Linked DNA regions of Homo sapiens: region 1 is linked to region 2. Evidence: chromatin contacts called from ENCODE Hi-C or POLR2A ChIA-PET data. All regions are on one chromosome and are shown on one strand. Each heading gives the region's core, a stretch centred on a gene start or an enhancer-like site at or near the end of the contact. The rest is flanking DNA. Distances are from core to core; before and after follow the strand shown. Region 1 overlaps JMJD1C (jumonji domain containing 1C). Region 2 holds the start of ARID5B (AT-rich interaction domain 5B).

The links. Hi-C counts contacts between places; a loop is a spot of excess contacts on that map. ChIA-PET counts read pairs that join two places held with the same protein, here RNA polymerase II (POLR2A). Pooled maps may share reads with other maps.
Region 1: a loop to region 2 is called in a pooled map, with 4 times the contacts of the local background. The contact joins the enhancer-like site here to the promoter of ARID5B in region 2. A Hi-C loop is called at or near these places in 1 of 168 maps with a recorded cell type or tissue (tibial artery) and 1 of 50 pooled maps. POLR2A ChIA-PET finds 5 or more read pairs at or near these places in 1 of 52 experiments (OCI-LY7).

Annotation. Positions count from the first base shown.
Region 1 is chr10:63,173,039-63,175,738 of GRCh38, reverse strand. The region is part of intron 24 of JMJD1C (jumonji domain containing 1C); the gene reads left to right. Among named protein-coding and RNA genes, the nearest start is that of NRBF2, 41 kb to the right of the region's middle. Within about 2 kb of position 1,383, at least 2 of the 41 ENCODE cell types and tissues checked have a DNase peak (open chromatin) inside an H3K27ac peak, as active enhancers do.
Region 2 is chr10:61,900,324-61,903,023 of GRCh38, reverse strand. It overlaps ARID5B (AT-rich interaction domain 5B), which reads right to left and starts at 1,325. Exons shown (of 10, transcript NM_032199.3): 1 at 1,294-1,325; 2 at 611-865. The coding sequence starts at 1,314. RefSeq lists an enhancer at 1,133-1,635 and a silencer at 2,634-2,700.

The sequences.
Region 1 (2,700 bases), core at 134-2,633, 1.3 Mb before region 2:
CTATAGGTGGAATGGGGCTACTACAGCCCAGGTTAACCCTTAAAATTAACAAGGTGTACCAGGGAAACCAGAAAAAACTCAAAAGCTGCTTTGCCTCAACAGTTGGTTCTCCACCTTTTCCACTGCTAAGTAATTGAGATGTAGCTGATGTATATTAGTTTACCAAGGAAACTTTCTCACATTTTATATAAGTATAGTCATTGACTGTTTTAGCATTTATGGCACTCTTCCATACAAATACTACTTAGGTGATAATAATTGCTTAGCTTTTAGGATGTGTCAGATTCAGGGTCAGATTTATCATTATTAGATCTCAAATGGCATTTATGATACAGTAGTAAAATACAAATGTCATAATAATAAATACCTTTTTCTCTATGATAATTTCCTGGAAAAAATGTATTTACATTAAGTGGTTATATTTTCCCATGGACTTATGATTATTTCAGAGATGTCATATTATTTATGTTTCATGTTTAATCTGGGATTCACCCTATACACCATTTCTTTGACTTCTAGACTCTTAGCAGAAAATAGCTAATCTGTATTCAAATGTAAATGCTCTCAAAAGAAGAGCCTATTTAAGAGACTAGTATTATAAATCTTTTTGTACATAGGAATAATCCTTTGATAATACAAAGTAGATTCCCTTGAAGATCTTTATTCACATATTGAATTTATCCAATGTCAGTTTTTATAAAGTTAACCTAGGTAGTGTAGTCATTTTTGTAAATTGAGATATAATTTGCATATAGTGAAATTTACCTTATTTAATGTATAATTCTGTGAGTTTCAACAAATGCATAGTTAGGTAACAACATAATCAAAATGTAGAACAATTCCATCACTCCGAAAAAATTCCCTCTTGCAGTTTTTTTTTTTGTTTTTTGTTTTTTGTTTTTTTGAGACAGAGTCTTGCTCTTGTTGCCCAGGCTAGAGCTCAGTGGCGCGATCTTGGCTCACTGCAACCTCTGCCTTCCGGGTTCAAGCGATTCTCCTGCCTCAGCCTCCCGAGTAGCTGCGGATTACAGGCATGCACCACCACGCCTGTCTAATTTTGTATTTTTAGTAGAGATGGGGTTTTTCCACGTTGGTCAGGCTGGTCTCGAACTCCTGACTTCAGGTAATCTGTCTGCCTTGGCCTCCCAAAGTGCTGGGATTACAGGCATGAGCCACCATGCTCGGCATCCTCTTGCACTTTTATAGTCAGCCTCTTCCCACCCAAAGTTCCTGCAACTAATCTGCTTTTTTGTCCCTATAGTTCCTCTTTTATGAGTATGCTGTAAATTTGGACTCACACAGTATGTACCCTTTAAGTCTGGCTTTTCTTAATGTATTTGAGATTCATTCCTATTGTTGTATTTATCAGTTGATTCTTTTTTTATTGCTGGGTAGTTGTATGAATATTTTTTTCATTTTTTAAATCCGTACATTCACCAGCTGAAGTACATTTTGGTTTTTTCCACTTTGGGGCAATAATAGATAAAGCTATCATAAACATTCATATACATGGTTTTATGTGAACAAAGATTTTTATTTCTGTTAAGTAAATACTGAATGGTGGGATTGCCTGGTGATACTATAATGTATGATTAAATTTAAGAAACTGCCAGACTATTCTCTAAATTGGTTGTTCCATTTTCATTTCCCAGTGCAGGGTTATGTGAGTTTCATTTCCTCTGCTTCCTCACTAGTGCTTGTTACTGTCAGTTTTGTTTTTAGACCATTCTAGTAAGTGTACAGTGGTGTCTCATGGTGGTTTTACTTTGTACTTTCTTAATGACTAAACATTGGGCATCTTTTTATATCTTCATTTGCCATCTGTATATCTACTTTGGTTAAATATGTGTTCAAATATTCTGTCTATTTAGCTGCTTTTTTTCTTACTGAGTTTTGAGTGTTTTTTGCCAATTTCTGATAATGTCTTTTATCTGATAATGTGTTTTACAAATACATTTTCCTTTCCTGTAGCTTCTCTTTTCAAAGAGCATTTTTTTTTCATTTTTCCATTTTTTAAAAGACAGTATCTTGCTCTGTTGCCCAGGTTAGAGTGCAGTGGCACAGTCATAGCTCACTGTAATCTCAAACTCCTGGGTTCAAGTGATCCCCCCACCACACCCTCCTGAGTAGCTAGTACTGTAGATGGACACCACCATGCCCAGCTGATTTTTTAATTTTTTGTGGAGATGGGGTCTTGCTGTGTTGCTCAGGCTGGTCTCGAACTCCTAAGCTCAGGCAATCTTCCTGCCTTGGCCTCCCAAAGTGTTGGGATTGTAGGCATGAGCCAACCCACCTGGCTGGTTTTTTCCATTTTGATGAGGTCCAGTTGATCAGTTTCTCTTTTATGGATGGTATTTTCATAGTATCTACAAAATTGTTGCCTAGCCCAAGATCACTCAGATTTTCTCCTCATTTTCTTCTAGAACCATTATAGTTTGAGGTCCTACATTTGGGTATGCAATGTAGTTCATCTTTGTATGTAGTGCATAGTATGGAGCGAGGTTCAATTTTTTGCATATGGGCATTTGGCTGTTCCAGTACTATTTGTTGAAAATACTACTTTTTAATGTTTTTCTTTTGAAAATGTAATACATAAACAGAAAAATTCAAAAGTATAAAAAGTTCACGGTGAAAATTCAGTATCTCACATTTTTCCCCCAGTTCCTTTTTTCCAGATGCAATCATTGTTACCCCAAAGAG
Region 2 (2,700 bases), core at 76-2,575:
GCTTTGAAATCCGCCCGGGCAGATCTGCAAGTTATTTGAATGTATTATTCCAGTACCTGTCATTTATCACTTTATTCAACACGTCTTTGCCAACTCAATAGCTTTTGATCTCATTCTGCCTCCATTTCGTAATTTCCGCCCTCTTAAACATATCAAATACTTACTTTGAAAAAAGAACAATATCGAAACCCACCGAAAGAAATCCACCCAGACACGACCGAGCCAGACACGAAGGTAAATTTTCAAAAGGCAAAAAATATAAAAAGCATGTGATGTTCAAGAGGCAATAGCAGGAGAGCAAATGAACACACACACACACATACACACACACACACACACACACACACACATCCTTGAACAAAACCCTTCTCGAACAAGTTATTTGATCTTGACTAAAATCAGCAGTTGGATCCTCTTTGTAAAGCTGACAGCCAAACTCTGACAATGGCAAAATACTCGAGCCCCAGCTAGTGGCGCTACCCCTTTAAAAAAGGAGTCGATCCTGCTTGCCTGCAGAAGTGAATACAGTATTTTCAAGCTTGCCCTGTAATAAGCATTACTAGGGGGAAAAATAATAAAGAAAGAAGAGGGGGACAGACAGGTTTACCACCTCGCCATGGTCGCTATTTCTGCCCTGGGGAGTGTCTTCTGGGAGGAAATAAAGTTTAGAGCTGGATAAAAGTTGCCGGCTGGTCCTCTCTTCCCACAACAGCTGGAGCTCCGCTATGCAAATCGGATCCTTTGGCGTACATCTTACAAAGAAAAAGTCGCCAAGGGACAAAATTCTTGGTTTGCCTTCAAGGTGGAATTGAAAAGCCTTGTAGAAAATGTAAGGTCCGTGCAAGCCACACGGTGAGCCGACCCACTGCAGGGGGGGAAAAAAACACCAAATAAATAATGTAGCCATCAGAGCACAAACATCTATTCCCAGACACATTTACACACAGACATCCACTCTCTTAATACAGACGACCCAACAGATATAACGCTGGGTGGAAAAATAATAGCACCCACAAATTTTCTGCTTCCCTAAAAAAAAAAAAAAAAAAACTCAGGGCCCCCCACCGCCACTTCTACCCACCTCCCCATTTGAGGCGGTAAAATTACATTATGTATGTATGATCAGTGCAGGGATTTTTTTAAACAATAAAAATGATTTTGGGGGATGCAGAGGGTAAAAGTTTGGTGAAAAGTTTGTGGGGGGTGTGGGTGGGTGCAGAGGTGTGGGTGAGCTGGGGGGTTGGGGGGTGCCGGGGGGTGCCGGGATCGGAGGAGCGGAGGAGAGCGAAATACCTGGAGTGAGTTGGGCTCCATCTCGACGTTCTGAATTGATTGAACTCAACATTCTCTCCAAACTTGTTGGCTTGAATGGATTGCATCAGGTCCTGGCAGGGAAACGCATTCTCTGCCTTCAGCCGGCGTAATGTCTCAATATAAAACTGAGCTCTTGCCTCCCTTCGGGCACCGAAATGATTGAAAATATGTCCTAATATTTCTATAACGACTCAATTTTCAGCTCCTGAAAAAACTATGTGGGTTTTCTTCCAAAGATGGATTGATCAAATTCATAATCGAGAGAAAGGCGCCATACGATCTCGGCGGGAAGAGGATGGATCAAGGCAAAAAACACACAAGAAGATTTGTAAAAATAAAAAGCACCCTAAAACTGTGTGGAGATGTGATTCCTCTCTCTCTAACCGCTCCTGTCTGGGATATCGTCTGATGAGATTTTTGGAGGAGAGGAGGGGTAGCGAGCTCCACTGTGCATCTGACAGGACCTGCTTGTATATGTCTAATATAAAGAACATTTCCTGCAGAGATTCCGGGGCGCTGCTCCTCTTTCTAATGCTTCTTAGCAGATTTGCTGTTATTAGACATGTAGATTTGTTTGATAGTTAAATTACGCTTCCTCACTGCCATGTTTTCGAGAACTAATCTGTTAAATTATCTTTTGATGCCTATTTACATGGAAGGGAAAAGTGGGTTATCGATTATATAAACATATAAATATTAATGCATTTGTTCGCTTCGCAAAAAAATACTCAGCAAAAAAAAAAGAGACAAGTGAGCAGTGCACACACATCTTAGGATTTCGCAAACAATATTGAACGGACAGCGACTGCATTTAGGGACTGGAACAATAAACGATGCATGATAAATCAATAAATGCGAGAAGCGAGTCTGCTCAGAATATGAATTCAGGCTCCCGGTTCTGCGTGTGCATTCTTTAATTTTGAAGTATATACACTAGTACGTGTTTACAATGCTGATGGACGCCAAGGGCGCTCTCAAATGATAATGTGTTTATATAACCCAGCGCTACAGGAATAATATACCGACTCCTACCCCACCCCCATCCCCTCCCCCGCCAAAAAAGGGAGGGGAGCTTCCTCAATAATAGTTTGAAACTGAAAAAATCCATTTGCAAACTAGTTAAATACAACCAGAAATTAAGCTGTTGAAAACCGGGGGCATGAACCGTAAGACAATAAAGGCTTTAAATGTGTATATTTATTGTTCTGGAGCCCTGGAGCATTGCGAGGTTTGCATGCACGGCTATTATGCAAACACAGAGAAACTTAAGAGCGACAGAACAAGGAACAGGCAGAGACTGCAAAGCCCTCGCAAGCTCCGACCCAGCTGCCGGTCCTCCGCCAGGCTAGATTGCATTTTCGCAGTGTTGATTTAAAATGGTGTACT